Regions from separate parts of the Homo sapiens genome. Here all the other regions are linked to region 3. A link is a contact called in ENCODE Hi-C or POLR2A ChIA-PET data. All regions are on one chromosome and are shown on one strand. The core of a region is the stretch at or near the end of the contact, and the rest is flanking DNA. Distances in the headings are between cores, read along the strand shown. Region 1 holds the start of KIAA0319L (KIAA0319 like). Region 2 holds the start of EVA1B (eva-1 homolog B). Region 3 holds the start of AGO1 (argonaute RISC component 1).

Region 1 (2,700 bases), core at 123-2,622, 330 kb after region 3:
CCTGGCACCGGAGGCTGGGTTTTATCTCCCTCCACAGGGACACAGAGGGAGTGAGTGGTGAGGACAGACAGGGAGAAATGGAGACATACATGGGTGAAGTTCGATTATCCGGACTCAGGCTGACATGGGAGAAAAGGACACCCCAGGCTTCCTTTCCCCTCCCTTCTTCAGAGGCAGAGATACGCTTCAGAAGTGAGAATACAAGACGCTCAACAGGGAAGGCTTGGAGGCCCCTTTGGGGACCCCACCCCTCCAGCCAGGGCTCTCAGTCGCCCCCGCAGGCTCCTTGCCTCCTCTCCTTTCCCTCCCTCGGGTAGAGGCTGCAGCAGCAGCAGCAGCGGCGGCGGCAGCAGCAGAATTAACCCCTTGCGCTCCCTCTTCTCGCCCTCCCCGTCCCGCTACCAGCCTGTGGATGCCGGCAGGGGCTGGAGAAGCAAGAGGGGGTCCCGGATAGTTCCCAGGACAACGGAGAATCCAAAAGCCGGATAATCGAAGCAGGGCTGCTGAGATGGGGAGATGAGAAGGGGAGGAGGGTTCCTGGCGGTCACCACCTGTCCCGCCGCAGCCAGGTCACAACACGACATTGATGAAGTCACGACAGGGCGGCGATGAGATCACACTTCACGATGGCGCGGTGATGTCACGGAGAGATCACGTCAAAATCACGACATGGGAGACAGCCCCCAAAGATGACAGGGCAAATTAAAAAAAAAAAAGATATATATTGAAAAGGGCTGTGACAAAATGGAGTCTCGACAGGGCACGATGGTGTCGCGATATGGCGCGATGGAGTCGCGATAGGGTCCCCGGGGTGTGTCGGCATCGATCAGCGCCGGCTCGGAGAGGCCCCGGCTGGGATGCAGGGGAGGGCCCGAAGGGGGCTGAGCTCACCAGGCTGCGGCCCCGAGCGGCGAAGTCTTCTCCCAGCGCGATGCTCCGGGAGCCTCGGGCCGCTGCTCACGCCGCGTTGCCCACTCCTGGCTCCAGGCTGCTGCAGCTCCACCCCCACCCCCGCACCGCTCTTGACGAATCCGCGGCTGCTTCACTCCGGGCTCTGGCCAATGGCAAGTCAGGGTGCTAAGCAGTAGGGGGTGCCGCCGTTGCCGCCATCTTGCTTGTGGGTATTGCCCGAGTCTGGGGGCTGGGGCTCGAGCGAAGGAGGCAAGGTGCAGACTGCCTCTGGAGAGCGGGCGGCGAGAGGCTGGGGGCCCAGATTCCTTCGCTTGTGCGTAGTTTTACCCGCCCAGCACTGCCCCTCCTCCCCCTTGGTCTCGCGGCCGGCATTGCCCTTCCCGGGGGAGGGGCGGGAGGGCTTGGTTAGCATGGAGAGTGTGTTTCCGGGTCGGTCCCGGGGAGGTGGGAGGAGGCGGTGTTTCCGGCCGCCGTCGCTGTCCAGGGAGGCTGAGGCGAGAGGTAGCTGTCCGGGTGGGGAGCCCGCACTACCTTCTTCCTCTTCCTCCTCCTCCTCCGGGTGAGGGGAGCGAAGGTTGGGGGTCCCCGAGCCCATGGACCAGGAGGAGGCGGAGGCCGCCGAGAGCCGGGGCCCCGCTATGTGGCCCTGAGCCCCGGTAGGTGGCCGGGGGCGGCTGGCTGCCAGGCCGAGGACCATGGGCTCAGGGGAGGGGCAAGCGGGACGGGCGATGTCAGCGGCTGCGCTGGCCGGATGTTGGGTCCGGAGGTGGCGCCCCTGGCTCGGCCAGGGCAGCCAGCTGCTTCTGTCCTTGCAGGTGCGCAGCTTGGGTCCCAGGCTGAACCCCGCTTCTCTCGGGCCTGGGCCTAGTCATGCAGCTCCCTCCATCCCCTGAGAGCCAGGCAGACAGCCGGGGTTCGGGGCGCTGCCGTCCTTCTTCCACCTTCGACCTCTGCAGCCTAGTCTTTAGTTGCTGTCTCTGATGTTTGGTCTCTCCACCGAGATAGAAAGTTGGTGCAGAATGAAGAGGGGATGGGGTTGAGCACGATGTGTCCATTATAATGTGAAACCTGCCTCATCCACGATTTTGAAAATTATGCCCCACAGAGGGTCCTGTAGTGGCTGCAGTGAGCACAAAGGTGAAATGAAGGAAGTCAAAATTGATAACCTCTGGCGGGATTCCAGGAACTCTTTGGCTTCTGGTCTCATAGTGGTTGTGTCCAACTGACAGTAGTTGCAGTTAGTGAAGAGCATTAGCTGACTCTCCTTGTGCTCTCTCCTGTGATTAACAGACTGAAAACTAGGAACAAATTGGAAAGACGACCTCCCAGAACAATCTGTTCATTTTTCCAGCTATTTGGAAAACAGTGTCTGCAAATATAAGCAAAGCTATTCATGGCAGTCTGTTCTGTAACTTTCCCAAATATCTGAGACTTTTTAAAAAAGAGCTTTATTCTCGATTACTCATACCAACTGAATAGATTGTTTCAGACGTGCTCCATCGTTGTTCAAACATATCTTATCGCTGTGTACATAAATGGAGTTCCACGTATGTAGTTGACAGACTGAACTGTGATACATCCCCCATCAACCTGAAGTATTAAGTAAACATTACCCCCTGCTCTGTCTGAACAGCTGCTGCAACAGAGAGTGCTTTTATTTTGGGTGTACTTGTAACGCCCTAAATGCCAGAACTATTGTGAGCTTCTCTAGATTTTCATTTGTCAAGTATTGTGGGGGTGTGTGTTCTCTCCCTGGGTTGTTACCCTTTGATTCAGTAACAAACTATT
Region 2 (2,975 bases), core at 194-2,693, 440 kb before region 3:
CTCCAGCCTGGGTGACAGAGTGAGACCCTGTCTCAAAGAAAAAAAATTAAATATATCTATTGTTTAGGAAATAATGATAAGAAAAAAAGTCTGTACATGTTCAGCACAGATGCAATTTTGGTTTTGAATATTTTTGATGCAAAGTTGGTTAAACCCACAGATGCTGTGGACTAGACTAGGAAGTGCTAGGCATACACAGTATTTGTTGACTAGTGGCTGCACAGATTTATATACAGACATACCCGCCCCCACAACAATACTCAAATACATCACATTAATAGACAAATATACAGATGTGGGCAAAAATACCTGCCCGCACATTCACAGAACACACTAAACAGTCACAAAGACACCCAGGAGTCCCTTTTCCATCCCCATAGGAGTCAGTCCTAGTCCTCCCCCATCTAGATCTGCCCTCTACTTGAACCCAGTCTCGGGACTGGGGGAGTAGGGGTCTGCAGCCCGGACAGGGAGAGGGTCGCTGGCCCACAGGCCTCAGGCAGCGCCTTCAGCTATGTCTGCAATTTCCTCTCCCCCTTTCCTCCTCCTCTCTAAGGCTCCCGCCAAGGCGGCCTCCCCCTCATTCTAGCTCCAGCAAGGGAGGGGAGGTCCATGATGGGGGGGCCCCGTGGAGACAGGGCAGAAGGAAGCCCCCCGCCACACACACTGATCACACACCACATTGCATGCACAAGCCCAGGTGGGAAATGCGTGTGTGAGCACAGGCAGGTTTAGCCTTGGGGTGGGGGACGGGATGGGGTGGGATCTGCCACAAGCCGCCACAAGCTGCTTGGTGCACAAGAGCGCAGGAGCTCGCAGGCACAGAGGCCCCACGCTGGGGTCTGCGAGACTGCTGGCCGGGCCCTGGCTCAAAGCTGGAGTCCAACAATCATTAACCCTGCGTGACTAGACCAGAGCTCGGCCAGGGGACACATTCAAGCCTGGGCCCTGGAAGGAGGGGTGGACAGTCCCCTCCCTTCCAGTCCAGCATGGGTCTGGGGAAGAGAAGCAGCTTTGCCTGGAAGGGGCCTCCTAGGAGGGGGAGCGGTGGTTTCTAGCTCAGGCTTTAGGATCAGAGAGCAGCAGATTCAAATCCTGACGGTTTTGGTAAAGTCAATTCAATCTCTCCAAGACTCCGTTTATTTGATCTGCGAAGTGGGGATAATGGTATCACGTCGCAGGGTTGTCAGGCGGAGTAAGTGAAAGAACCTGTCCAAGGTTTAGCCCTTGGCCCGCACGCAGGCAGAGCTCCAGCCTCTCTGTTGTTGCTGTTAGTGGCCTGGGGGCGGGTCCCTGCCGCGGCCTCCCCGGCGGTTTCCTGTGGGGGACGGACGGCCCGCGGGCCGGGCTCTCCCTCCTCCCGGCTGCCCGCTCCTCTCCCCTTCCTCTCCCAGCCCTTTTCCTCCCCGCCTCCCCGCCCGCCCCGCCCCGCCCCGTCCCTCCTCTTTCCTCGGAGGAAACTTTCCGCCGGCTGGTCCCTCGGTCCGTGTCCCGCCCGTGCTGCCGCGGCCTGGGAGCCCAGCGGGGCCGGAGGGGCGGCGGGACCCGAGCGGGCGGGGGCGGCCGGACCCAGTGTATGCGGCCGCGGGACGCGCTGGGGCCGGGCAGCCGGGAAGCGGGGCGCTGACGGTGAGTGGGCCTGGCCCCGGGCCGGTGGGTCCCCGCGGGGCGGCCGGGCGAGGAGAGAGGCAGCTTCCCTTCCCGGAGCCCGCCTGGGGCGTGGAGGCTCAGCGTCCCTATCCTCCATCCCGCCCCGGGACGGCGGAACCGGGCCTCAGCTGGGGACCTCACCAGGGGGCGGGGCCTCCCGCGGTCCCCGGCGCTGCTCCCAGGACTGGAGGGGCGTCCGCGCCCGGGAGAGGGGTTCCCCCCGACAGGGCCCCGGGCCGCCACGAAGTTAGGGAAGCGCTCTCTCCAGGGTGGAACCTGGGCCCGCGGCTCCCGGGAGAGGAGCTGCCCGCGGAAGGGGTCGGGGTGGGCTCCAGGCTGGGAGAAGGATCTGACTTTGCTGACCTCGCAGGCTGGTAGGGGAGCTGCCCCCCAGAGCAGCATGGATGCCCCGCGAAGGGACATGGAGTTGCTCAGCAACAGCCTGGCTGCCTACGCGCACATCCGCGGTGAGGGCGGGCGCCGGAAGACTGGGGGCCTGAACCCTTCCCTGACCACCATCCCCTTCCCTCCCCAGCGCCTTGTCCGTCCCCTCCGCCCCGCTCCCCGCCCTCTTGCCCGCTGGCGGTTCCCTAATGCCCTTCGAGTAGGGGTTACAGGCCTCGCCCCCACACCTAGAACCTGGGGTCTTTCGGAAGTGGGACAACCCCCACCCGTCCGGGCCTCTCCGTGACCCCCGCCCTGTGCCCCGCAGCCAACCCCGAGAGCTTCGGCCTCTACTTCGTGCTGGGCGTCTGCTTCGGCCTGCTGCTCACCCTCTGCCTGCTCGTCATCAGCATCTCGTGGGCGCCCCGCCCGCGGCCCCGGGGCCCGGCTCAGCGCCGGGACCCCCGCAGCAGCACCCTGGAGCCCGAGGACGACGACGAGGACGAGGAGGACACGGTGACTCGGCTGGGCCCCGACGACACGCTGCCGGGCCCCGAGCTGTCCGCAGAGCCGGACGGGCCCCTCAACGTCAACGTCTTCACGTCGGCGGAGGAGCTGGAGCGGGCGCAGCGGCTGGAGGAGCGCGAACGGATCCTGCGGGAGATCTGGCGCACCGGGCAGCCGGACCTGCTGGGCACAGGCACGCTGGGGCCCAGCCCCACGGCCACGGGCACCCTGGGCCGCATGCACTATTACTGATGGGCCCCGGCTCCCGCTGCAAGGCGCTCGGGGTACCGGACCTGCACATGAGCTCAGAGCTACCCCACACCTTCGGACTGCCTCGGCCCCCACAGCTCCCAGGTGCTACTGGGCGTGGACCGCCACCCCCTGAGAGGCTCCCTTCCCCAGTCCTGCCAGAAGACCCCGGGGGCGGGGAGGGG
Region 3 (3,046 bases), core at 367-2,866:
TTAAGACACAAGAGGTATCACCACCCCACAGCCCATCCTAAGGACTCCAGTTTTCTTGAGGCAATCCTGCCTCAGTTTATCCTCTGTTCCTATGTCTTTTCCTCCTCATTGCCTGCAAATAAGAAGTTAAGGCTATCACCTAGGCCTCACCAGGATGAAGGCTATAAACTCCCCCATCCTCCAACGTGTTTGTAGGGTTTAGATCTTGGCTCTAAAGACAGCCCTGACAGTTTCTGGGGAGTGGGGAGAGGAAAACGGAAAGATATCCAGTGGAAGATAGGAGCCATGAAAATATTAAGAAATATTAGAATAAATGTTATAAATGTAGAGTGTAACCTTAACAGACAATTCAATGGAAAATCTTTGGATTAAAAGCCCCCATCACTACTCAGTATTGGAGCAGAAACTTGCAAACCAAGCAGACAACTCCTTCCAGGTAGCCCCTGCCCTGTCCTTGATTCCTCCGTAACCAATACCTTTCCTAAGGCCTATCTTCAGGAGGACCCACCCCCAGAACCCATCGCTTCGGTCCCAGTCTTTCCTGTGGCAGAAAAATGCACTTTGGCAGCTTCCCTCAACCCATTCTTAGCAAACTGTGACTGAGGGCCAAGTGTAAGAGCCCCTAAAATGGGGGAGGGGACCATAACCATTTGCACACTGCCAGCATAACCTAAGAGAGAATGCACCCCATCAGCGCGCTCCTTTTTCCAAGCCAAACGGGGCGGGGCGGGGGGGTGTGGAGAGGTGGGGGTATTCGGACAGCCACGCCCCCACCACGTCGGGCAGCCCCTTCCAGCTGCCACCTCCGCGCATGCTCTGGAGCCTCCGCTCCGACTCCCCAGACCCACGGGGGGTAATCCCGGGACTGGGTCCCCACCCACCGCCCCCTGACCCTCGCCCTCGCGTCAGGCCCAGTGGGGCGGAGCTCACAGTCCAGCTCTGGCGCCTTCTCCCAAGAGACATTAGCCTATTCCAGCCCAGCGGAGCCCCCGCCCCCGGCATGCGGTAGCTCCAGGCCCATCTGTGTCGCCCCCTCCTCTCCTGGACACCTGGAGCCCGTCCCCTGCCACCTGCCGGGCCTCTCCGTAGGCCTCCACGGATGTCTGGGAGTCCTTCCGTGCGTGCAGGCCCTTCTCCCAGATTACTTCCAACCCGCAGGACTGTATACAGCCTCCTTGGACAAACAGCCCCCATCTCAGGGCTCTCTTCACATGGTTCTCCCCCGGAACTGCACACAGCCTCCTTCAAACTGGGCCCCCATCGTGGGAGAGCCCTTCTCCTCACTCAGGAGCGCTTCCATCACTTGGAAACCACGCTTTTCATGCGGGATCCCCCAGTCCTTGGAGCATGCACCGTTCCCCCTCCTGGGGACCCTTACCTGCTCCCGAGGGTCCCGCTTCCATCCCATATACCCGTGCGGAGGTCAGGCGGCCCGGAGACTGTGAAGTCCAGCGTGAGGGGCCTAGGTACCCCACACTCTCGCTGCTCGGGATCCCGGGCCGGGCTCGGCTCCCCTACCAAGCCCGGCCGCTCGCGCCGCCGCCCCCGCAGCCTCCGTTGCCGCCGCCGCGGAGCCTGCAGCAGCTCCCACTGCGAGCGCCCGGCCAGCTGCCAGTGCGCAGGCGCGACCGCCGGGCCCAGGGGGCGGACCGGAACGAGTCAAGCGGGGCGCTCCGACGGCAACAAAGGCCAATGGAGAGGGGCGGGGGCACCGGGGACCCAAGGCAGCGGCCCCTGGCGGTCACCCGTCGCCATGCAGCCCGGCGGGAGGGCGCCAGTAGAGGTGCCTTGGAACCGCGCAGTGGTATAAGTGGGGCAGGGCGAAGGGACATCCCGCCACAGCAGCCTTCAGCCCTGTGTCTTTTCCCCAAATAGGTCCCTCCAAACCTACACACAGCCCCCGCCTGTCGCACCGAGCTGCGCGCACACATTATGGGAACCCCACTTCATTCCCAGACCCCCTGGCACTCCAGCGCCCAGGGGCCCTGCCTCCCACCTCTCCTCCCAATCACCCTCATCCTTCAAGCCTTGGCTGCAAAGCGACTGCCTCCACGAAGTCTTTCTCCGTCCCTAGTCACTGAACTCACTGACGCCACCCCCTCTTCCACGCCATGTGCTGGACGCTGAGACCACAGATAAGTAGAGACGCGGCCTACCCTGGAAGATGTCACAGTTTGAACTTAAGTGCAGCTACAGAGCTCTATCCGCCGGACCTGGGAAGCACCTGCCTCCACTTTCTCATCTACAGTTCATGCCTGAACTGTCAATCAGCTTCTGCCCTCATCACGTCACTTAAATGACTTTTGGGGTTGACATCCAAAGGATACTTTTCAATTATTTCTCTGCAGCATCTGTCACTGTGCCTCTACTTCCCTTCTGAGCCTTCTACTTGGCTGCGGCATCTTCTGCAGTCTCCTATTGCCTAAGTCCTTTTCAGTCTTTCTAAAGGGCCCCTTTTGCTTTTGCCTCATTAACTGTTCACTGTGGTTCCAAACCCAGCTCTCTTCTCATTCCACTCTCCCCTTAAAGGTCTCATCCACTCTTACGGCCCAACTATCCTTCCAAATCTCTGTTTCCAACCATGTCTCATACTCACATTTCCAAGTGTTTGCTGGACAGCTCCACCTGGATATCCTACCAGCACTTCAAATTTAAGAAGTCCAAACCAAACACTTTATCTTTCACTCACAAACATACTTGCCCTGTGCTTCCTATCTCAGCGAACAGCACCTTCATGTCAGAAATGACAGTTCCTCTATCCCTTGTTCTTTCCATCTATTCAGCTGTTCACCACGTCTTGACATGTTTACCTTCTGAACTGCTCTCACATGATTCACTGCCATTCTGATGGTTTCTTATGCTGGTGCAGACCCTTATCATATCTTGCTAGACGTATCACAACCACTTCCTTGCTAGTCTCAAAGTTTCTGGGAACTCCCATTCTCCCTCCTATTCGGTCTGGTGCAGTGATAGGCGGGGTAAGAGACCCAGCTCAAACATCACTTTCCCATAAACTCACAAATTTTTGATGCCTGCTTTACACTAG

Evidence for each region. Hi-C counts contacts between places; a loop is a spot of excess contacts on that map. ChIA-PET counts read pairs that join two places held with the same protein, here RNA polymerase II (POLR2A). Pooled maps may share reads with other maps.
Region 1: a pooled map shows a loop between it and region 3 (13-fold over the local background). The contact joins the promoter of KIAA0319L here to the promoter of AGO1 in region 3. A Hi-C loop is called at or near these places in 1 of 168 maps with a recorded cell type or tissue (CD4-positive, alpha-beta T cell), 1 of 37 single-sample maps with no recorded cell type and 11 of 50 pooled maps. POLR2A ChIA-PET finds 5 or more read pairs at or near these places in 3 of 52 experiments (CD8-positive, alpha-beta memory T cell, GM12878 and naive thymus-derived CD4-positive, alpha-beta T cell).
Region 2: a loop to region 3 is called in a map of K562, with 3 times the contacts of the local background. The contact joins the promoter of EVA1B here to the promoter of AGO1 in region 3. A Hi-C loop is called at or near these places in 1 of 168 maps with a recorded cell type or tissue (K562) and 2 of 50 pooled maps.

The regions. Positions count from the first base shown.
Region 1 is chr1:35,556,075-35,558,774 of GRCh38, reverse strand. KIAA0319L (KIAA0319 like) reads left to right here and starts at 1,372. Exons shown (of 21, transcript NM_024874.5): 1 at 1,372-1,568. NCDN (neurochondrin) reads right to left here and starts at 976. Exons shown (of 7, transcript NM_014284.3): 1 at 552-976. The coding sequence starts at 584. RefSeq lists silencers at 148-357, 1,429-1,568, 1,579-1,678 and enhancers at 1,139-1,198, 488-1,214, 1,215-1,942.
Region 2 is chr1:36,322,113-36,325,087 of GRCh38, reverse strand. It overlaps EVA1B (eva-1 homolog B), which reads left to right and starts at 1,443. Exons shown (of 3, transcript NM_001304762.2): 1 at 1,443-1,629; 2 at 2,021-2,117; 3 at 2,363-2,975. The coding sequence starts at 2,051. The coding sequence ends at 2,793. It also overlaps a transcript of SH3D21 not described here. RefSeq lists silencers at 1,176-1,405, 1,496-1,855, 1,916-1,965, 2,056-2,245 and an enhancer at 1,290-2,174.
Region 3 is chr1:35,881,779-35,884,824 of GRCh38, reverse strand. AGO1 (argonaute RISC component 1) reads right to left here and starts at 1,616. Exons shown (of 19, transcript NM_012199.5): 1 at 1,379-1,616. The coding sequence starts at 1,403. RefSeq lists a silencer at 1,394-1,853.